Linked DNA regions of Homo sapiens: all the other regions are linked to region 1. A link is a loop called in an ENCODE intact Hi-C map of the cell type or tissue named here. Cell type or tissue: mammary epithelial cell. All regions are shown on one strand. Region 1 overlaps VRK1 (VRK serine/threonine kinase 1). Region 2 holds the start of LINC02299 (long intergenic non-protein coding RNA 2299). Region 3 overlaps LINC02299 (long intergenic non-protein coding RNA 2299).

Region 1 (8,000 bases):
CATTTTATTTTATATGGTTTTGCTGGGATAGCAAAATATATTATAGTTTTTATAATATTTTCTGGAGAAATACTATAGAATAAGGATTAGTTAAGTTAGTTAAGAGCAAGGATTCTAGAGCTAGACTGCCTAGTTTTAAAACCTTGTTTTGCCCCTTAAAATGTGTGTGAATTTGGGCAATTTTTTGCTTTAATTTCTTCATCTGTGAAATGGAGTAACAGCTACCCACTTAATGATGTTTTAGTATAAAGCTACAAGAGTATATGTAAAACATAGATGTTAGCTTTTGCTCTCAAAGGGGTCTTTAATCGCTTAAATGTTAAAACCTACTGGTTTAGAAAATCATTGAAGAGGCAGAACAGCATCTTAAGTGGGAGATGAACGTGAGCACAGGCAGGATAGACTTTTATTCTACTGTATGACCCAATGGCCGTCTTCCTGTAGCAGAGGAAGAGGGCATGTGTGTAAGAGAGAAGGAAATAAACTTGGAGAAGGAGTCGGTGGCAGATAATGAAGACCCATAGAGGAAAGAACAGTTTGGAACCCATGTATAGTAGGTAGTCAGAAGCTATCACTTGCTCTTGAGCAAGGGATGAGGTGACATGGTGGTGAAAGTGGCATTTGGGAAATGGCTTACATGGTGAATTAAAGACTGTCTAAAGGGGAGTAAGACAAGAAAAACCCTTAGTGATGACTTGCTAGGAAGCAAATCTGTTTGACTGTGTGCTCCAGTATACAATAGTTATATTCCTAAGGAACAGTACATTATGAAAACCACATTTCATAGAGATGATTGGAAGAAAAGTGTACCTGGGGCTAGAGCATTTTTAGACTTGGAATAACAGCCTTTTCCTCTTTCCATAATTTGAGTATAAACGTCTTAAAAAAAAAAAACCAAGCACGGTATATTGCAGCAAAACCTAAACACCAAACAAATCTAGCACTAGATTGATTGTACTTGACTCCATCAGGTGTGGTCATGGGCTAGTTAACTTTCTGTCTCTCTTGTTTCCCTATGTGTGAGATGAGGATAATAGTGCTTACTTTATGAATTACTGTGAAGATGAATTGAAAACATGTAAATTGTAAGGGGCACAGAGTAAGTGCTGAGGAAATGTTTCTTGCAGTCATCATCACTGTGATTATCATAATTGGTTTCATTTGTTTGTCTATGATTTTTGTTTGTCAGTGGTGGTATGTTGCTTGAGAATGATGGTCTTTTTAAAAGTAGCCCACACTGTCATATCACATTTTACCATATACATTCTTATCACCCATTTTATGATAAAGTTCAGAACCAGTTAAACAGGGCTTTTGTTTGTGTGACTCCTGTGAGGTGACCAGGGACTAAGTGGGTCCAAGGTTGACTCTGTAAGCTGACTGACTTGGGCACTGCTGGAAAGAACTTCCCTGGTGTGGATCAGAAGTGCCTTAGAGTGTGGTGACAAATGAGAACACAGTCTAAGTCTTAACTCACCACTTACTAGTGATGACTTTACCTCCCAGCCCATTTCTTCTATAAAATGAGGTTGCTAGAAATGTCTCCTTTAAAAAGATGGCATTAGTCATATATCAGGCATTGATTTACTTTTTAGGTTGAAGCTCTTAAAAAGAATCATTATAGGTCTTAGAAAGTAAAGAAATAGAAAGTAGATTATTCTTCCAGCCCCCTTCCATGCCAGACATGCTTAGTTTTCCTTGTAACTCATTTGAATTAATATGTATGTAGGGCTTAGAGCAATGTTAGCTGCTACCATTATTAAATTATTTTACACTGATTTATATTTTTCTTTTACTTGCACATTTTATCCAAGTCTCCAGAAAAGTATACATCAAAGGTTTTACTTTAGAGGAGTTACTTAGAAATAGCTTTCATTTTACTACTCAATGGTAGAGCCGTCTTTCCAGAAGAATGTGGTAATGGTTTCTGTGAAATTTGTGGAATCATGTTTCAGTTGATGTTTATGATTTAGGTATGGTGACAAGATTAAGGTCTTATTAAGAGTAGTGGTAGGGTGATTTGTGAATAAAAACAAAGACCTATGTAACAGAATTTATTAATAGACCCCATGTTGAATTAAGCAGTTGTGTTTTAGCCACCTTTCAGGCTGTTACAGAGGTTGTATTTTTGTTACCTGTGTATTACAGGTTAAGTATGCCTTATCTGAAATGTTGGCACCAGAAGTATTTTAGATTTGGGATTTCTTAAGGATTTTGGAATATTTGCGTTAATACCTACTGGTTGAGCATCCCAAATCTGAAAATGGGAAATCCAAAATGCTCCAGTGAGCATTTCCTTTGAACATCTTGTTGGCACTAAAAACACTTTCTAATTTTGGAGCACTTCTGATTTCAGATTTTCAGATTTGAGATGCTCATCCTATGTTATAATCATTACACACATCACCTATTTAGTAAAAGCCAACATGTATATGTGCCCTGGTCTCATCTCTCAACCTTGCAAAATCTGTTACACAAAGGAAACCAGGAAGTCAAAGTTACCATTTTCACTTTATTATCTTACAAGCCAAGGTGCTAGGAAATCTTACATGAATGAATATATTTTGTCACAAATTTTTTTTTTTTTTTAATTGAGGTGGAGTTTGCTCTTGTCGTGCAGCTGGAGTGCAGTGGCTCAATCTTGGCTCACTGCAATCTCCGCCTCCCAGGTTCAAGCAATTCTCCTGCCTTAGCCTCCCGAGTTGCTGGAATTACAGGTTCCTGCCACCGTGCCCGGCTAATTTTTGTGTTTTTAGTAGAGACGGGGTTTCACCATGTTGGCCAGGCTGGTCTCGAACTGCTGACCTCAGGTGATCCACCAGCCTTGGCCTCCCAAAGTGCTGAGATTACTGGCGTGAACTACCAGGCCCGGCCACCACTGACTAATTTTATAACCTTGGACAAATCACTTTACCTCCAAAGACCTTAGTTATTTTATTTATTAAAAGATGTTTAGACAAGATGATTTTCTAATTTTCTTCCAGTTCAAAAATGAATAGAATTCTGAGTTACTTGTTCAACATCTTGTCTTTTAATGTTAGTCAACTCTTCCTTCCCTATTGAACTTGTCATATTGTTATCATAGAAGCCTATAACATATAAATGGGATTTTTGTATCCTACTGACATTTATTTCAGTTAATATGTAGTACAGGGGTTAAAAGCATGATTTTGCCACATACTAGAGGACAAATTATCAGTTTTCTTCTGCTGTAAAATGGGTATGATAGGAGTTACCTACTTTATAGAGTGATGTGAGGTTTAAATGCATTAATAACGTTTTAAGTACTTACAGTAGTGCTGTGTGCATACCAGGTGTTCAGTAAATGCTAGATGTTATGGTGTTGATGATTCATAATCTTCCTCATTGGAGATGTCCTGATACATTCTGAGTGTGGTTTTGATTTTTATTGATTTACTGAATGATTTCACCAGACAAGTTAGAATCTGGAAAACTATTGAAGATAAAAGTGGTCCTCAGAGCAGAAGCTAAGCAGTGTTATTGCAAATAGGTGATGCTTTTCTGTACATACTGAAATATAACGTGATTATTGAATCTGAGTTTTGGGTGTTGAAAGTGACCTTAGAAAGGGTGAGTCCCTGCTCTCTCATTTTACTTCTGTGGAAATTGAGGCCCAGGAAGTAATGTGACTCAGCCAAGGTGACATAGCTGCTTTATGCAAAGCCAGTTATCTTCATGTTTTTTCAGGATATTTGTTTTTCCCCAAATCTTGGCCATTGAGTGTTTAATGTACAATCCTTTTACGCCATTTAAACAATGGTATTGAATCTGGCTTTTGTTAAAGCATCTCACGAGAATCTTGATTTTAGCAGAATGTTGTTACTGCTGAAATATACCTTAAAAATAAGGAGAAACAGTCACAGGAAGGAAGCTGATATCCAGAAACATGAATTAATTTTAACTATGAGAAAAATCAATGCTGTCATTTTTATTCAGCTTGTTTTATTTTTACCGTGAATAAACTTGTTGGGTTCTCTCTGTGAGCATTATCTTAAATTGAATAGTCTCTTGAAACTAGCTGCGACCAGGAAGAGGCCCTCCAGGTAAAAAGCAGGACCTGAAAGCACTCTGAACTCTTTGAGATTTCTAGTTGGGAGAAATTGTTTCAAATGTTTGTATTTCTTTTTTAAAGAATACTTCTTTACTAAACATTGTCTTGAAAAAATTACTTTGAGAGTACTCATTACAAAGTTGGTTTTCTTGCATTGTATTTTGTTCATTGGCTTTTCATATTTGTCTTCAGTTACAGGTTTATGATAATGGATCGCTTTGGGAGTGACCTTCAGAAAATATATGAAGCAAATGCCAAAAGGTTTTCTCGGAAAACTGTCTTGCAGCTAAGCTTAAGAATTGTATGTGAGCTATGTTCTTCTTGTTTTTAAAAAATTGTTTTGAGTACAGTAAAGGCTAGTTTATGTTGAAGCTTGGTCCTCTGCTGGCTGGTGTTAGGTACTGCATTAACTTATTCTGTATGATACTTTCATAGCTGGATATTCTGGAATATATTCACGAGCATGAGTATGTGCATGGAGATATCAAGGCCTCAAATCTTCTTCTGAACTACAAGAATCCTGACCAGGTAGTTTTATAACTTTAATTTCTACTATTTAAAGCGTGTTGTTTGAAAATAAATATGGTTGCTTTGAACTTTTGAACCTGTGTAGAAGTTTTACTTTTTGAAGTAGATATGGTAATAATATTTCTTCTTGACACTTTGATCTAGTTAACATTCTACATTTTTGATGTGATTTGTTGGCACTTTATCAAGTTGGCTATTTTGCCCTAAATAATATTCAGAAGAAGTGCTTGTGATACAAAATGAATTTCAAATAGCTATTTGGGGGTGGAAGCTTAAAATTATATAGTACACCAATGAATTATGTTTGCCTGTCTGCTTTGTCACTTTTTTTATTCCTTTGTTCAAGAAATCCATCAAATGTAAGTGTTCTATTACTTGGAAAATTTGGTCTTTAACATGTTGATTATTCAAATCAATTGGTTTACAGAAATATCTTAGCTGTCTAAATTTGTATACCCTTAGTGTTTGGAATTCAAATGTGCATTTTTTTTTTAGCTTATTACATTCCCTTTGTAATTTTTACTTTCTAAGGAAAGGAGAAAAGCTAATGTTATTATACCTTTATTTAGGTCAGTTTAGTTGAAGTAGAGGGATCTATACAATTTTCCTGTATAACTGTTTCTGTGATTTCGGTGAAAGTAAGGTTTAGTTGACATTCATACTTAATGTATGTTCTCACTTCTTACTTGATCTTACATAAAAAGGAAGATTTAAACATTTTAAATGTGTTTGGGTACTTTGATTATTGTAATTATTTGTCAGTACTCTGTACTTCATTCTTTCTCTCAAATGTACCTTTAACTACCTTTGCTTAGTTTTTCCTTTTTCCTTTGGCTCTCTTTTCTTTTTCTGTCGTCTCGTATTTGCTTCCCTTCCTCCAATGTCAGTTATGGTGGATAGAAGGGAATCTATATAAGTATAAAAGAAGAAAGTTACTATACTATTAAGATAGTGTGCTAATGGAGAAATCTTAAAAAGGCAATCATCAAATTCATCTCTGCTCTTTCTAGCCATTTCTTTTTAGATATTTCTAGGCTAAGAACAAAGAAAACGCAGCTAACAACCTGAACAATAAGGGTTCCATTAATTGAAATAGTCTGGACTTGTACAGTATAATAAAATACAACTTATATCACTTTGTAGGTGACTAAAACATGCTGCCTTTGTTTATATGGAAATATTTTTGCAGCTCTGTTATCCTTCAGACATATGCTTTGGATGGGATTATTTTTCCAGTGTTAGATGTATGTGCTAGATCTAGCCACATATTTTTACTTCAGTTTCCTCTTGTGCCCAGATGCATGCATTTGTGACATTTACTCAGAATTAGAGATGTAATGTGTGGCTATGGAATGGAAGAAAGCCAAGTTTATTAGCTTTGTATGCTAATCAGACCCACATGTATATGCCCACGAATAAGTATGTATATAATATTAAAATTTACTTTTAATCATGAAGACTTGGCTTTAGAATATAGTATTTAGATATAGATAAAAGCCTGATCTAACAGTTCTTTAGATCATTATTATGATGTATGAAATGTTTTTATAAAGTAAATTGAAATTTGATTATTTTACAAGTGAAGAAACAGAGGAATAGAAGGTAACTAACATATCATGTGTCAGCATCATTAGCAGTCTTCTACTGGGTGTGCTTTTCTGTGTGGAAAGTAGCAGTTGTATTGCAACAAGTATTGACGGTTTGCTCTGTGCTCAATTTTAGAGTCTGTAAGATAAAGTATAAAATGTATAATTTTCGTTCAAATTGAGACAAGATTAATTACAAGTATAACATATACTTATCTTAAAAAAGTATATAAAGTCAAGTGATTACACTGTAGCTATGTGGTCATTTAACATTTTTATTAAAAATAAAAAGCCTTTCAGAATTAAGTATTTGCTGTTGTTTGCATTTTGGATCTAAATTGTTTGGAGTGTTATGGAATGACCTTGTAGGTGAACCCACCTTCAGATGCCAGTATTTTGTTTCTGTGCTTTAAAGGGTTATATGTGCAGTGATTTTGACTTTAGTTTGTCTTGGTGCTTGGAAATTTATAGGTGTACTTGGTAGATTATGGCCTTGCTTATCGGTACTGCCCAGAAGGAGTTCATAAAGAATACAAAGAAGACCCCAAAAGATGTCACGATGGCACTATTGAATTCACGAGCATCGATGCACACAATGGCGTGGGTATGTCAGTAGTACTGGAGTGAGAAATAGACTGCTAATGTTTTCACCCAGATTCCTACATAGTTCTTAATTATGCATAAGTAAATGAATAGATAAATAAAAATTGAAAAGGCACAGTGGCATGAGGAAAGAAGGCAGAGGTGAGACTCCTACAATTGTATTCCAGGACCATCTGTGTTCTTCTGTCCTGCCTTTTCCTCGCAGCCTTCAAAGATAACCAAGAAGGTGGTAGTGGTTCATTCAGCTGCCATGAGGATTTCTTTTTGGTTTTATTTAGTTTAATTGGAATGTTTGTTTTTGTGTTTTTTCTCAAGTTTCTTATGTATCTACAACTTTGTAACAGCTAACTTTTATTTTGTTACCTGTTAAGTTAGTTTATTTCTTCAGCAGTCATTTCTTCTGTGCTCAAAGCTGTGGAAGAACTCAAATACCCAGTTCTCTGGGCCTCTTAATAGCATATAAAAATTTTAAGAATATCTTCAAGTTTTCCAAAGGAAAACTAGTTTTATTTCTAGACTAACAGTCTCCGCTTGAAACCCTGAAATTTACCAATTTGGGTTTTAAAGTAGATTATTAGCTAGAAGTTAATTGGGAGGTAAGCTATTTCTTTTATACTGTCCAATGTTCAGTACCTAGGTGAAATGCAGTCAAAATTTTATGATGAAAAACAGACTGTGGAGTTGACTTGTTTTATGTTATTACTTTATATATACTTTAAATTATACATTAAAAATTATTTCAGTCTACCTAATGTTCTTCTCTTGCATTTGTAGCCCCATCAAGACGTGGTGATTTGGAAATACTTGGTTATTGCATGATCCAATGGCTTACTGGCCATCTTCCTTGGGAGGATAATTTGAAAGATCCTAAATATGTTAGAGATTCCAAAATTAGGTAAAGGAAAACTTAAGTTATTTCTAGCAAAATCATGATAAGCCAAATGTTTTTAGTCACAATTTCTTGATAGGAACTATAGTTTCAACTGATACTGATATAGAAATAAGAAAGTACTTGTTAAACAGTAAGGTTCCTTGGTCTTTTGTTTATTTTAGAAAAATGTCTGTAAGCATATTTAGGATGTAGCACAATATAGCTTAATGTGCTATATATTTTTATTTCATATTAACATATGACATCAAGCTTCAGTGACTCATTCTTTAATTTTTAACAGATACAGAGAAAATATTGCAAGTTTGATGGACAAATGTTT
Region 2 (8,000 bases), 110 kb before region 1:
AAGCCTAGAGAAAGATGTGAGCTGCAAAACTTTCTTTTGGTGGGTGAGGAGACTGGCGTGGGGAGAAGCGGTTTCTGCTGGAGGCGTCTCCACTGCAGGGTGGGGGGGCGGTGTTGGGAGGACTTCCACTTGCTGGCGATATTGACTAGAAAACAAGACTCATTTTGTCTATCTTTTCCTGGATAAAGGACTGATAGGCTCCCCCCACTGCAGCTGTTTTGTTCTTCAAATATATTATCACTTTTTAAACGGATGGTAAAGGAAAAAAATGCATTCATTTTTTCAGCCTAAGGAGACTGCAGGAAAAAGCAGTTCTGCTGCTGAGGTACAACGTAGCATAATGTTGTTTTTCAAAACACCACCAGTTCTGCCTTCCCCTTTTAATGGTATTCATTTTCCTTCTTAGAAAAGGGGTTAAAATTAGTAGGCACATTTCATATTAGCGTATTTCATGCAATAAAGCATAAATTATTTAAAATAACACGACCTTTTATCTTGCACCTTTTGAAGGAAGCAAATTAAAAATGTAAATTGGGAGCTAATTAATATGCAAATGTATTCATTCGCAGTTAACAATTAGCAATTAAACCTGCAGTGTCTACAAAGAGCACGGACAAAATTAGTAACTTAATTTATCATTAAAAAATGAAAACGTACACAAAATTTTAATTGACTTTCAAAATATTTCCCCTGCTTTTTTCCTTTCATTTTTTAATACCAAAAAAAAATTTTTTTAATATTATGCCTTACCTCTACAGATGAAATTGGGTACATGCAGTGTTCAGGGGAGTTCATTAAATAGGATTGGAGAAAAGCATGTTAGGAAAAGTTTGCCTTTTACATGAGGTATTAAAAGATGACATTTAAGAGTGTTGACTTGTGTTGCATAGTCGAGTTCAAGAGAGAAATAAATACATAGATTCTCCTGTGTTTGGGAATATAGAGATGGCAGAGATTTGTAGAGATAAGGGGGAGTATATGCGGCTTATGCACATAGATGTGGGACCGGCTGTGTGTGTGTGTGTGTGCGCGCGTGTGTGTGTCTACACCTTCTAGAAGACACACAGCAAACGTACAGGGTCATTTAAATGCTTCTGGTTCAGCTTTGAGAATTCCAGTACAAAACAGTTGCATGGAAAATCAGCAACAAATAGCTTAAGATGTAAATAAGATACTCTCGGTTGATCATGAGACACATTAGCATTCTATGTTTCATCTATCCCTCCTCACTACAACCCAGACACACATATTTTCCACTTTCTGTTTTCCTGTAGAATTTAAAGAGCAAACCTTTTGCATATTTTCCTGAATTTGGGGTTCATTTGCTGCGTCTCCTCACCATCAGCCTAGCTCTGCCTGCAGATGTAGCCTTATATTTTTACACACTCCCTTTCTAATGTCATGCAGCATAGGAAAGAACCCAGCAAACATAGGATCTGTTGCTTGCAACCTTATTTTGGTTATTTAAACAGCACCTGCTGCTCCAGCTCCATTGAGAGCTTTAAGTTTCATTCACAAGTGTTTTCTTTTGGTTTTTCTTGCTTCAGGGCTGACTCGGGGCGGCTGCGCTGCGTTCTCTCCCCTGTGAACTTTGCTCACGTTTTGGACTGGGCAGCATCTCGCGGTCTGCTCGAGCGGGCTGCCCTTCTGCTTAGAGCTGGACAGTGTTCTCGTCTGCTAGAACGGGATTTTATGGTCAACAGGACATTGCCATGTGTCACTGCAACACTTAGAGGGTAGTTTGAACTGGGATTGAAGGTCTGTCTGGCTGCTTTCCCCGGCAGGCCCCAAACTGGCTTGGATGCAATTGAGCCAGCATTTTCCAAGGTACTCTCATTCACAGTCATAAGGGACAAACGCATCTCATGTGAAAAACTCAAAGGCCAAGGAGGCCAGGGCATGAAGTATTAAGTTGATTTTATTCGGTTTCACAGAAGGCAGTTCTGTCTTGTTGACTAGCAACATTGTGACAAATTGTTCTCGATTAAATGCTTATTATGTGTTTATTTAGCTGTTTGCCTGGAACTAGAGAAGAAAAAAAAATGTGTTACAGTGTATGGCAATATTCTATCCTTTCATAATTGTACCAGAGAAATATGGCATTTTCTCTCCTAAATTTGTACTTATTTCGGGCTCTCTCACACTCTCCTGACAAGTCTGATACTCCAGAACTTCCCAACAATAAGAGAGACCAGGGAAAACAAACAAAAAAACTTGGTTTTAATGGAAAATAAGAGAAGAAGCTAAATATAGCTCTTGACTTTCACAGAATTGTGATTCAGATCTGCTAATTTCTATTTGCCTGGGAGAAATTTTAAGAGTCTCATCGCACCCCCCCCCCCCACCGCCCCCCGCCCCATGGCCATCCCCACCTCCCTAGACTGGAGGGCCCGGAAATAATGACTGGGAAGGAGTTTACCTGTCATCTGTGACACACCCGAAAGAAAGGTTTTTCAGCCAGGGACCCAGCTACAATGCCCAGGCTGGGAACTGTGTGGTTCAGAGGTTCATAGAAGGCATTTAGGAACCAGCTTATAAAAATTAATGTTTTCTTCTTTTATAGGAAATATGCACCATTCTATTTCAGTATGGAAAAAATACGGACCTTGTCACTGATCATTTTTCATGGACTATTTATTTAGGTTTTGAGCAGCTCAGAAGCCTTTTTATTCCTTTTGAGCTCCCCTTGGGATGCTGAAGAGAATAAAGATTTCTCCCTTCCAATACCGTGCACACATTTCACTGTGGGAACTGTCACCAAACTAAACAAAAAACTGAGTCCAAGCACCTTCCACCTCGTTGGCCAAAAAAGACCCAAACGGCCCTCATATTTTTATTTTTGCTTGTGCGCCTGCGATATTAAGCAGCTAACAACAATCTGAGAATTAAGTTACCACAATTAGGAATTAGAAGCAGGTGGCATAATAATGGCGCTTTTTTCATTTCATTTATTAGCAAAAAGAGAGAGAGGAGCTTCATTTATTTTCATCAGCGCCTCAGTAAAAGCATAGCAATTTGCAACACAAAAATCATTTCAAGTACCTCAGCCTTGTGCAAACCTTTTTTTTTTTTGTTGTTGTTCCTTTAAAAGCCTTTTAAAGTTCACCACCTCCCCCGCCCAACCCCATTCTGAAAGGACGTGCGTGTGTGTGGAGAGGTGAGTACTGGTGGGATCAGACTATTTCTCCCCCAAAGCAGTTTTGGGGGTTCCATAACCCAGGGAGCGAGGTGTGGGGCATCTCCTGCCCTGCCTGCCTCCGCCTGTCTCTCATTTAGTTTTGCACCGGCTTGTTTCAGTCTTGCAAAGATTTAATGCAGGGGCAACCTCTCTCCAAATAAATAAAGTGAGCAACACCTCTTTGCATGGCACCCTCCCATCAGCCATCCGGGCCAGCGCCTCCAGCACCCCACTGCCCGGCTCCGCGGCACCCCACTGTCCAGCCCCTAGCACCCCACTGCTGGTGCCGACACCCGCAGGCCCTACGCTTTTTGCGTTTCTACCCGCCGCTCCTCGCAGACCTGGCGCGGCGCAGCAACCTTTGCGCGCCCTCTAGCGTCAGCATCGGGGATTACCACGAGCTGGCCCGCACGCCGCCGCCGCCTCCAAGCACCACCCGCCCGCGGGAGAAGCAGCCCGGGCTGCAGCAGAGGCTGGGGGGCGAGGGGGGCGAGGGGCCGAGGGGGTGCCTGGGCTCGTGCATTTACACGAAGTCCCTCCGAGACGGAGGCGGGCGTGGGTGATTTTATTGCAAACTTTGGGGAGCCCCTTCCTTGGCTGCGGCCGCCCGCTGGTGTTGCCCCCGAACCCTGGGCATGGGGCGAGTGGCCCAAGCCCGGACCCTTGGAAGTGGCGCGGCGGGGCTGCCTTTCCTCGGGTGTTCGCGGCTCGGCGCGACCCTCTCTCCCGTCTGCTCCCCGCCGCTCTGCTCGCCCCCTCCCCTCGACCAGGTTCTGGCTTTCTGGCCTGTTCCGGCCTGGGGGACTCCCTTGTCCTGTGCCTCCCCATTCTACTCTCTGTCCACATACCCCTGAGTCTCTCTTTTCTCCCTGTTTGATTTATTTTAGAGCAGCGGATCACAATTTCTGACTTCCACTTTGCTCTGTCTGCCTTTCCCCATCCTACAGCATTCTCGCCGTTTGTCTTTTTTTCTTCCCTGTAACTTTTTCTTCTCTCTCTCTCTCCCCTCCCTACCTGTCTCCCTCCCTCTCCCTCCCTCTCTCTCCCCCTCTCTCTCTCTTTCTCTCTTTTTGAGAGAGTCTCCCTCCAGGCTGGAGTGCAGTGGCGCGATTCCGGCTCTCACTGTCGGGTGCCCGCCACTATGCCCGGCTAATTTTTATATTTTTAGTAGAGACGGGGTTTTTCCATGTTGGCCAGGCTGGTCTGGAACTCCTGGCCTCAACTGATCCGCCCGCCTTGGCCTCCCAAAGTGCTGGGATTACAGGCCTGAGCCACTAGGCCCTGCCTCTTCTCTCCTTTTCTGTTTCTCAGCCTCCAACTTCATATTTCTGTTTATATTCTTTCTGCCCCCTGTTCCCCAGGGAGTTTCACAGAAGAGCCACAGGCCTCTAGCATAGTCATCTAGAATGCCAGCCACCTCTTTTCCGTCCAGCGTCTTGGAATTAGTCTCCACTGGATCTTGCTGCCTGAGCTTCTGGTCTGCAGGGTGACAGGTGCCTTCTGCAGCCCCCTCAGGCCAGGCTTGTTTTTGTTTGTCCTTTGCTTTATAAACACAGACAAATAGCCGTTTATTTGGAATTCACTGTCCTCATTGAAGAGGTGGCATTAGGTGAGTGTAGGAATGGTGATGGGGATGGGATACCAGAGTCCAGAAGGCCGTGGTCACGGAGAATCCTCCACAAGCTCCCAGAGTTTGGACTTTCCAGGACAGCCTTGCATCTTCCCTGCCGATCGGGCAGCCTTGGAACCTGGCACAATTTTATTAAAGATATGTCCAGTTTTAGTGGCCACCAAACTTTTCAACGGTTGTTGGTATTTGAGAGAAGTCTCCATCACCAAAATAATAAAAGGAATTCAGATAAAACAATGAGTTAGTACATGAACCTATGGAGTGAGGAAAGATTACAATAAAATCAAAGGCTGGTGAGGGAGGAGAGAAGACAGGATGTGCAGTGGCATAATCTTGGCTCACTGCAGCCTCAACCTCCTGGGCTCAAGCTATCCTCCCACCTCTGCCTCCCAAAGTGTTGGGACTACAGGTGTGAGCCACCACACCTGAGCTTTGGGGGTATAAATTGGTAAAAAGAAATTTGGCAATCTGTATTAAGAAACTTTAAGATACTCCCACCATTTTTTTTTTTTTTTTTTTTGTGATGGAGTCTCTCTCTGTTGTCCAGGCTGGAGTACAGTGGTGAGGTCTCCACTCACTGCAACATCTGCCTCCTAGGTTCAAGCAATTCTCCTGCCTTAGCCTCCCTAGTAGTTGGGATTACAGGCATGTACCACCACCTCCGGCTAATTTTTATATTTTTAGTAGAGACGGGGTTTGGCCATGTTGGCCAGACTGGTCTTGAACTCCTGGCCTCAGGTGATCTGCCCGCCTTGGCCTCCCAAAGTGCTGGGATTATAGGTGTGAGCCACCGTGCCCAGCCAGATACACATATCTTTTGATCCAGTAATTCCACTGCTGAAAATCTATCCCAAAGAAAGATTCTGAAACGTGGAAAAAGCTGGAGAAGTAAACCAAGCTGCCATACTTGAAAGAGAAATTGGAAATAACCTAGATGTCCAACAAAAGTGGATGACGATTTGAGTAAACCAGGGTCCACCCGCCACTTAAAATTGATGCTGCCGTGGAGAACCATGTTGGTAAGAGTACAGTAACCTGGGAGTGCAGGTGATCGCGTGCTGAGACAAAAAGCAGGATTCAAAGCTGAATCCACAGCATGATCACGAAAAAGATGCTCCACAAAGTAAAAGTTACACAGAAAATACCCGCACAGTGCCTGTCTTTGTATGGTTGGAACTATGGGCAAAGTTTTTCCTCCTTTATCCTTCCACTTCTCTTTTGCCTTCTAATTTTCTTGAAAGAGTGAGATTTTACTTTTAGAATAGAATAAAAGTCACCTTTGTTTTTCCTTTTTAAAGTGGCTGTGAAAGCGACACGGGCTCTGTGGGAAGAGAAGTAAGGAGGACTTCTGGGAAGGAAACGAGGTTCTCGGATGAGCAGGGGCTGTGATATGAAAGTGATCAAGAGGTGAGTGTGTGGGGGGTAGGGACGGAGCATGGGTTTTGGAGAAAAGTGTAGCTAGATTCCAATCCGGCTTCCACTCCATGAGGTGGGGCTGTGCTGGGCTCCACCAAAGGCTTGCTGCTGCCTTAGCTGTTAAACACGGGCTTGGTTTCCTCAGCAACTGACCCGAGCACTGTGTATCTGTGGTCATCACCATGCTCCTGTGTGCTGATGAAACAAGGAACATACACAGTACAGTCTCACTGGAGAGAAAGCTACTTCCCGATGGGTGTCTTAGCCCAAGCCGGATGATCTGTGGGCCAGCACCTGAGCACCTGAGCAGTAGTTGCAGCCCTGGGCTTCACCTGCTCACACAGGGCTGTGTTTGGACAGGTGCATCCCAAAGCGTGCTCCATGGAGCACTGTCCCCAAGATGGTCCAAAATGCCTTGACACATGTATTGAGCACCTACTGTGTACCAGGGCTGTAAATTCCTCAAGGGCAGGGAGCAGATCACCCAGCAAGGGTCTCACTACAGGGCCAGGTGTGGTGGCTCACACCTGTAGTCCCAACACTTTGGGAGGCAGAGGTGGGAGGATGGCTTGAGCCCAGGAGGTCGAGGCTGCAGTGAGCCAAGATTATGCCACTGCACTCCAGCCTGGGTGACAGAGTGAGACCCTGACCAAAAACGAAAGAAAGAAAGAACAAGCTAATGAACGAAAGAAAGAAAGAAGAGAGAGAGAGAGAAAGAAAGAGAAGAGAAGAGAACAGAACAGAACAGAAAAGAAAAGGAAAAAAAGGCTCAGCACAGTAGAGGAGCTCAACATCTTAACTTTCATTCATTCAACCCATCCTTCATTTGAGGCTGATCCTTGGTGAAATTGGGACATTGAGGAAGCTTATTTTAGCTGACCCTTCATCTTCCATGTCACAGCTTCTCTTCTCTTGCTAGAAATTCATCCTGCCTCCCTCCTTCCCTACAGTGCTAGCTAATAGAACATTCAATGAGGATGGAAATGTTCTAAAACGTGTGCTGTCCAATGTGATTGCCACTAGCCACATGTAACCACTGAGCATCTGAAATGTGTCTAGTGCCACCAAACTACTGAATTTTTAATTGTAATACATTTTAATCTAAACCAAATAGCCACATATGGTTAGTGAGTACAGTATTGGACAGCACAGCTCTGTAAAAACCTGTCCTCAGTTTTGCCTCTGGTCTCACTCAAACTCAAATCCATCTTTTGTGTCCACCCTGTGATGAGCCCTTCAGGCCTTGCTCTAGATGTCACTTCAGTGGCATGCTGGAGTCGGCCTCCACTGGCTGGCACCAGCTTGCACCAGCTTGCAGGAGCACATGTTTGCATCTCTTCCCAACCTGCAGTGACTTAACATTGGTAGCTTGACATCAGCAGCTATGGAAGCATTTACACCATGGGAATGGGCAAACACTACACATCAGGTCTGTTTCCCCCCAGAGCCAGTCATTAAATGGCAGCGTTTACACCAGGGGAGTGGGCAGACACTACACATCACGTCTGTTTCCCCCCAGAGCCAGTCATTAAATATTTTCCAGTGTATCCATGAGTCACAGGGCCAGGACTTGCATTCCCCACAGACTGAGTGTCTCCTCCAGCCTTGCTCACCCCCATCCTGGCTCTGCTTTATTCACCTGGCTTCCCAGTGTCAGGTTGGGCTCTTGGACTGGGATCCTGTGGCTCCCAGGGCTTCCAGTTCTCACTGGACTCTCACGCTGCAGTTTTATGTCTGCTTCCTCCATTAGTTTTATAATCTTTTGAGAATAGGTAG
Region 3 (8,000 bases), 89 kb before region 1:
AATAAATCAAAATAAAATCTGAGTTGGCCGTGGTGCTTATTCTTAATGACACACAGGAAACTATAAACCAGCCATGCTACATAATTGACCACTGAGGATTTTTCACTCTCAGTCAGTTTGAGATGTACCGAATCCAATATCACATCAGTGATTTGATTTGTTAATAATCAAATTGCAAATACCTTTTCATTTGGCTTCAAAAAGCAAACAGCCATTCGGAATAATTTTTATGGGTCTTGGAATGCAATATAAACTTAAAATATTGTGTTTGCAAGTCCTATTGGCATGACCGTATTATAATTTATATTGGCCTATTTTGATGTACAGTGGCATAATGAAACTTTAAAAAATATATTTTGCAAAGCTGCATCTAAGCCCAAGCCGGCAGCACAGATTAATGTAAGAACAGCATGGGGATTCTTTGCATATTTTTTTTTTACGGAGATTTCTAGAGAACATTCTACTCACCAAAACTTTAACCTAAGCAAGATTTGCAAAGATTTTCAGAATCCGTCTCTTGTCACATTTCCAGGCACACTGCCTGATGCCTTTCTTCCTGCCTCACTCTTCCCCATCTCATACATCCCCTGTCCTGCCCTCCTATTTGCAATTTTATGAAGCTTTTGTGTGTATACATGTTTGCATTCTGTTTCTATTCCCTCCATCTATAATGCCCTTCTTCCCGTCTCTGCTTGGAGGATATCTCTTAGACATTCTTCAGCTCCTGGCTAACATGCTATCCCTGCTGGGAACCTTCTCTGACACCCCCAGAAGTTATTACTTCCATTCTTCCACAGCAGTTGAAAAGGAACTCTGTTACAGCTCTTGTCATAATGTGTTACTGTTATTTGTTTACATGCACAAACTCTGAAGTCCTTGACAGCCTGACCATGATATATTCAATTCAAAAACCCCAGTGCCTACCACCATGCCTGGTGCATAATACATGCTCTGTAAATGTTTGTGTAATGGTGCTGTGGATGAATGAGTGGGTAGATGGATGGATAAATGGAAAGATGGATGGAAGGATGAGGAGGTAGCGAATGAATGAATGGGTGCAAGGAAGGATGGGTGGGCTGTTGGACAGATAGGTGGATGGATGGATGGCTGGGTGGGTGGATGAATGATGGGTTGGTGGATAGATTGACAGAACAGATCCTCCTGGAGGATAATGCTTTCCCTGACATTGGAAGCATTTAAGCACAGGTTATAGAGAGACTTCAGGACCTAAATGTGTTGTTAGACAAATTAATCTATTAGATGTTTCCAACAAAAAAAGCCCTTGATTCCACCATGTTCCTGTAGAGCTACGCTTCAGCACAGAATTGCAGTAGAGGCTTACTTTACTTTTAAAGCCTGTTTTTTGTTTGTTTGCTTTTTGTTTTTTGGAGACAGGGTCTTCCTCTTCTGCTCAGGCTGGAGTGCAATGGCACAGTCATAGCTCACTGGATCCTTGAACTCCTGGGCTCAAGTGATCCTCCCACTTCAGCCTCCTGAGTAGCTGAGACTACAGGTGTGCAGCAACAAGCCTGGCCAGTTTTATTTTATTTTATTTTTGTAGAGTCGGGGTCTCACTGTGTTGCCTGGGCTGGTCTTTAACTCCTGGCCTCAAGCAATCCTCCTGCCTCAGCCTCCCAAAGCACTGGGATTACAGGCATGAGCCACGGCGCCCAGCGAAGCCTATTTTTCGAAAAGGGTCAGGGAAGGCCTCATTAACAAGATAACATTAAAACAGAGGCCTGGGGGAAGAACAGCCAGGCCTAGGGAACAGCAAGAGCTGAGCCTGCCTGCAATGTCCAGTAACTGCTAGGAGTGTGGCTGGAACAGAGGGAAAGATTTGAGATCTGACACTTTACGGCTTCTTTTGTGCCTTGCTGAGGGAGGTCTTGCTCACTTGGCATTCTAGAGACTGTTCCCCTATCTTTTAGTCATACACTTTTATAGTTTAGAATTTTACTCTTAGCTGTTTGATTTAACTAGAATCTATTATTGTATATGGTGTGAGGTAAAGTTCTAAAATTATTTCTAAATGGAGGGCCAATTATCTCAAGGTTATTTCTCGAATAGTCTGTGCTCTCCACTAATGTAAGATGCCATCTTTACCACCAACAAAATTGTCATTTATCCAACAGTTCTTTTTTGTATTCTCTCTTATTTCATTGATCTATTTGTCTGTTTCTGTGTCTGTTTCTAGTACTTAAGCTACTAGAACATGTAAGATGTTTGACATTTTTATTCTTCTTGGACTCAAACAGATGGACTTGAAAATCACTTTATCAAGTTCTATAAACTTTTTATTGGGAATACATAACATTTAAAAGTGAATTTGAGGAATACTGACATCTTTATAGCAGAGTACACCATCTACAAATAGTATGCTCTTGATTTTTTTAAAGCTGTCTTATATCATTGAGAAAAGCTTATAGTTTTTTTAAAAAATAGAATGTGCACATTTTTTGTAAAGTTTATTTCTACATATTTGTACTGACAAATGTTATTTTTTTTTTGTGAACAGGATTTTTTTCCTATTATATTTTCCAATTGGTCATTGTGTATAGAAAACCTATTATCAGGATAAATAGCTAATGCATGCGAGGCTTAATATTTAGGTGATGAGTTGATAGGTGCAGCAAACCTCTATGGCACAGGTTTACTTATGTAACAAACCTGCGCATCCTGCACATGTATTCCAGAACTTAAAATTTTTAAAAAAAGTAATAAAAAAGAAAACCTATTATATATATTCCAGAAACTTATTGAAATCTCTTATTCTTTCTAGTGCTTCTTCAGTTAGAAAGCAAATGATCATATTGCCTGCACAAAATGGGAACGTAAATTTCTTGCTTTCTTATATTTATTATTTTATCCCTCTTCTCACCTAATTGCTTTGACTAGTACCTCCAGCAAAATGTCGTATAATAAAGATGATAGCAGGTATCCTTTTCTTGTTCCTGACTTTAATAGGGAGGCTTCTAATGATTCATCGTTGGAAATTATGTTTGTGGGGTTTTAGGGCATAGGCTAAATGGTACAAGAAGACTCCAAAATACTATGGCTTAAATAAGATAGAAGCTAACTGATCTCTTACATAAGAGTTCACAGTGATAGTCCCGGGTAGGCAGCACAGGGCTGGTTCTGCTATTCTCCTCAGGTAGCTTCCAAACATGATCAGTCATTGCTGTTTTCCAGCTAGCGGGAGATAGGAGAGGGATGTCGAGCTTCCTCTTTAAAGCAGTAACAAGGCAAATTATAGGTATGCCTTCTATTCACATCCCATTGGCTGAAATTAATCACCTGACCACTCTCAATGGCAAAGGAGCCTGGGAAATGTAGTCTGTAACTTAGTGACCACATACCCACCTAAAGCTATAGTTCTAAACTACAACTAAAGCTAGGGTTTAGGAACCATTACAAAAGGGAGGAAGTGAGAATTGATGATGGGGGGGCTACAGCAATCAATGCCACAATGTTCTTTATCAACATAAGGAAATTTCCTCCTATTTCCAGGTAATAAAAAGTTTTTTTTTAATTTAAATCTGGGATTAGTTATTTTATTTTACCAGATTATTTTTCAACATATTTTGAGATGACCATATGATTTTCTCTTGTGATCTGTTAATAAAGTGAATTTCCTAATGTTGAACCATATTTGCATTTCTGGGATTAGGCTCTACTTGATTAAGTTGTGTGATTTCCATAACAGACCATTGATCATATTTTATTTAGGATTTGCTTCTATGTTTATAAGTGATACGGACCTGTAGTTCTCTTTATCTGTGCATTATTTTTGTTTTTAATATCAGGGTGATGCCAACCTGAAAGGATGGGCTGGGAAGCTTCCTATGCTCTATAAAAGTCAATAGATCTAAAACTATTTTTTAAAGGTTTGGGGGAATTTGTTCTTAAAACGATCTGGCATGGTGATTTTTTTTTTAAAGAGATAGATCTTTGATTACTGCGGCAGAGACTCCTAATTGTCCACAACCTTGGTTCTCTCCTTTTTCTAAGATAAGAGAACCCTTGACTTGTAGCTGAGTGAAATGCCTAGAAGGAGACACTTTCCTGGCTTCTCTGTGGCTAGAGGTGGCCAAGTTTCAAAACCCAGGCTGTGAAAAGTTTCAGATTTTCCGTTGTGAAGACAAGTAATGTTTGTGTGCCACTTCTGGCACAAGCCTTTAAATGTGGAAGTGTTCCCCTTATTTCCTCAATTTGCTGCTTTGAAAGGGGACTGAGAGGTGGGTCAGGTAGCAAGTTAGGGTGGCAAATCCAGAAGGCAGAAGGAGCCTGGGTTCTTAGTGCCATGAAGCTGCCATGCCAGCTCCTAGACAGGTGAGTGGACGTTTCTCTTTTCTTTGAGCCACTTATTTTGTGTTTTTGCTATAACTGCTAAGCCTACATTTAATTCATATAAGCCAGGGGTCCCCAGCCCCTGTGGTGGAAGGAGACAGAAGGAGGAAGGAGTGGCAGGCAAGCAAGTGAAGCTTCATCTGAATTTACAGTCACTCCTCATTGCTCGCATTGCCGCCTGAGCTCTGCCTCCTGTCAGATCGGTGGCTGCATCAGATTCTCATAGGAGCGCGGACCCTATTGAGAACTGTGCATGCAAGGGATCCCTGTGGAGGGAGCCACAGGCAAGCACCAGAGGGCAATCACAAGGAGCTGAGGGGACCCCCAGGTGATCGCCAAGAAGAACTTACAGTCCCAAGGAACCGAATTCTGCCAATAGCAGGAATTGCTTGGAAGAGGACACCAAGCTGCAGGTGAGAAAGCAGCCAGCCAACACCCTCAGTGTAGCCTTGTGAAGTCCTGAGCAGAGTCCCGCGATGTCATCATGACACCTGACCTTCTGAACTAAGATAATAAATGGATGTTGTTTTAGGTAGCAGTCCCCAACTTTTTTGGCACCAGGGACCAGTTTCAGGGAAGACAATTTTTTTTTTTTTCACGAACCAGGGGTTGGTGGGGGATGGTTTTGGGATGATTCAAGCCCTTTACATTTATTGTGCACTTTATTTATTTTATTTTATTTTTATTTTTTATTATACTTTAAGTTTTAGGGTACATGTGCACAACGTGCAGGTTTGTTACATATGTATACATGTGCCATGCTGGTGTGCTGCACCCATTAACTTGTCATTTAGCATTAGGTATATCTTCTAATACTATCCCTCCCCCCTCCCCCTACCCCACAACAGGCCCTGGTGTGTGATGTTCCCCTTCCTGTGTCCATGTGTTGTCATTGTTCAATTCCCACCTGTGAGTGAGAACATGCGGTGTTTGGTTTTTTGTCCTTGCGATAGTTTGCTGAGAATGATGGTTTCCAGCTTCATCCATGTCCCTACAAAGGACATGAACTCATCATTTTTTATGGCTGCATAGTATTCCATGGTGTATATGTGCCACATTTTCTTAATCCAGTCTGTCATTGTTGGACATTTGGGTTGGTTCCAAGTCTTTGCTATTGTGAATAGTGCCGCAGTAAACATACGTGTGCATGTGTCTTTATAGCAGCATGATTTATAATCCTTTGGGTATATACCCAGTAATGGGATGGCTGGGTCAAATGGTATTTCTAGTTCTAGATCCCTGAGGAATCGCCACACTGATTTCCACAATGGCTGAACTAGTTTACAGTCCCACCAACAGTGTAAAAGTGTTCCTATTTCTCCACATCCTCTCCAGCACCTGTTGTTCCCTGACTTTTTAATGATCGCCATTCTAACTGGTGTGAGATGGTATCTCATTGTGGTTTTGATTTGCATTTCTCTGATGGCCAGTGATGATGAGCATTTTTTCATGTGTCTGTTGGCTGCATAAATGTCTTCTTTTGAGAAGTGTCTGTTCATATCCTTTGCCCACTTGTTGATGGGGTTGTTTGTTTTTTTTCTTGTAAATTTGTTTGAGTTCATTGTAGATTCTGGATATTAGCCCTTTGTCAGATGAGTAGACTGCAAAAATTTTCTCCCATTCTGTGGGTTGCCTGTTCACTCTGATGGTAGTTTCTTGTGCTGTGGAGAAGCTCTTTAGTTTAATTAGATCCCATTTGTCAATTTTGGCTTTTGTCACCATTGCCTTTGGTGTTTTAGACATGAAGTCCTTGCCCATGCCTATGTTCTGAATGGTATTGCCTAGGTTTTCTTCTAGGGTTTTTATGGTTTTAGGCTTAACATTTAAGTCGTTAATCCATCTTGAATTAATTTTTGTATAAGGTGTAAGGAAGGGATCCAGTTTCAGCTTTCTACATATGGCTAGCCAGTTTTCCCAGTACCATTTATTAAATAGGGAATCCTTTCCCCGTTTCTTGTTTTTGTCAGGTTTGTCAAAGATCAGATGGTTGTAGATGTGTGGTATTATTTCTGAGGGCTCTGTTCTGTTCCATTGCTGTATATCTCTGTTTTGGTACCAGTACCATGCTGTTTTGGTTACTGTAGCCTTGTAGTATAGTTTGAAGTCAGGTAGCGTCATGCCTCCAGCTTTGTTCTTTTGGCTTAGGATTGACTTGGCAGTGCAGGCTCTTTTTTGGTTCCATATGAACTTTAAAGTAGTTTTTTCCAATTCTGTGAAGAAAGTCATTGGTAGCTTGATGGGGATGGCATTGAATCTGTAAGTTACCTTGGGCAGTATGGCCATTTTCATGATATTGATTCTTCCTACCCATGAGCATGGAATGTTCTTCCATTTGTTTGTATCCTCTTTCATTTCATTGAGCAGTGGTTTGTAGTTCTCCTTGAAGAGGTCCTTCACATCCCTTGTAAGTTGGATTCCTAGGTATTTTATTCTCTTTGAAGCAATTGTGAATGGGAGTTCACTCATGATTTGGCTCTCTGTTTGTCTGTTATTGGTGTATAAGAATGCTTGTGATTTTTGCACATTGATTTTGTATCCTGAGACTTTGCTGAAGTTGCTTATCAGCTTAAGGAGACTTTGGACTGAGACAATGGGGTTTTCTAGAAATACAATCATGTCATCTGCAAGCAGGGACAATTTGACTTCCTCTTTTCCTAATTGAATACCCTTTATTCCCTTCTCCTGCCTGATTGCCCTGGCCAGAACTTCCAACACTACGTTGAATAGGAGTGGTGAGAGAGGGCATCCCTGTCTTGTGCCAGTTTTCAAAGGGAATGCTTCCAGTTTTTGCCCATTCAGTATGATATTGGCTGTGGGTTTGTCATAGATGGCTCTTATTATTTTGAGATATGTCCCATCAATACCTAATTTAATGAGAGTTTTTAGCTTGAAGGGTTGTTGAATTTTGTCAAAGGCCTTTTCTGCATCTATTGAGATAATCATGTGGCTTTTGTCATTGGTTCTGTTTATATGCTGGATTACGTTTATTGATTTGTGTATGTTGAACCAGCCTTGCATCCCAGGGATGAAGCCCACTTGATCATGGCGGATAAGCTTTTTGATGTGCTGCTGGATTCGGTTTGCCAGTATTTTATTGAGGATTTTTGCATCGATGTTCATCAGGGATATTGGTCTAAAATTCTCTTTTTTTGTTGTGTCTCTGTCAGGCTTTGGTATCAGGATGATGCTGGCCTTATAAAATGAGTTAGGGAGGATTCCGTCTTTTTCTATTGATTGGAATAGTTTCAGAAGGAATGGAACCAGCTTCTCCTTGTACCTCTGGTAGAATTCAGCTGTGAATTCATCTGGTCCTGGACTTTTTTTTGTTGGTAAGGTATTAATTATTGCCTCAATTTCAGAGCCTGTTATTGGTCTATTCAGAGATTCAACTTCCTGGTTTAGTCTTGGGAGGGTGTATGTGTTGAGGAATTTGTCCATTTCTTCTAGATTTTCTAGTTTATTTGCGTAGAGGTGTTTATAGTATTCTCTGATGGTAGTTTGTATTTCTGTGGGATCAGTGGTGATATCCCCTTTATCATTTTTTATTGTGTCTATTTGATTCTTCTCTCTTTTCTTCTTTATTAGTCTTGCTAGCGGTCTATCAATTTTGTTGATCTTTTCAAAAAACCAGCTCCTGGATTCATTGATTTTTT

Evidence for each region. Peaks named below come from ENCODE experiments on the same cell type or tissue, not always from the same donor. Only the 100,000 strongest peaks of a DNase experiment are listed, where the experiment ranks them.
Region 2: it touches region 1 in a loop (4-fold over the local background); 6 of 110 quality-filtered maps call a loop at or near these places.
Region 3: it touches region 1 in a loop (4-fold over the local background); 2 of 110 quality-filtered maps call a loop at or near these places.

Annotation. Positions count from the first base shown.
Region 1 is chr14:96,848,567-96,856,566 of GRCh38, forward strand. It overlaps VRK1 (VRK serine/threonine kinase 1), which reads left to right. Exons shown (of 13, transcript NM_003384.3): 6 at 4,265-4,373; 7 at 4,508-4,600; 8 at 6,658-6,790; 9 at 7,564-7,684; 10 at 7,962-8,000. Among named protein-coding and RNA genes, the nearest start is that of VRK1, 55 kb to the left of the region's middle. In mammary epithelial cell, a CTCF peak has its summit at 4,454; no DNase peak of the experiment used is centred here.
Region 2 is chr14:96,738,055-96,746,054 of GRCh38, forward strand. LINC02299 (long intergenic non-protein coding RNA 2299) reads left to right here and starts at 3,137. Exons shown (of 4, transcript NR_146552.1): 1 at 3,137-3,157; 2 at 6,107-6,215. RefSeq lists an enhancer at 2,803-3,303 and a silencer at 3,639-3,688. In mammary epithelial cell, a CTCF peak has its summit at 3,540 (motif pointing left); no DNase peak of the experiment used is centred here; H3K4me3 peaks cover 645 bases.
Region 3 is chr14:96,759,609-96,767,608 of GRCh38, forward strand. The region is part of intron 3 of LINC02299 (long intergenic non-protein coding RNA 2299); the gene reads left to right. Among named protein-coding and RNA genes, the nearest start is that of LINC02299, 22 kb to the left of the region's middle. RefSeq lists an enhancer at 3,167-3,216. In mammary epithelial cell, no CTCF peak of the experiment used is centred here; a DNase peak (open chromatin) is centred at 3,273.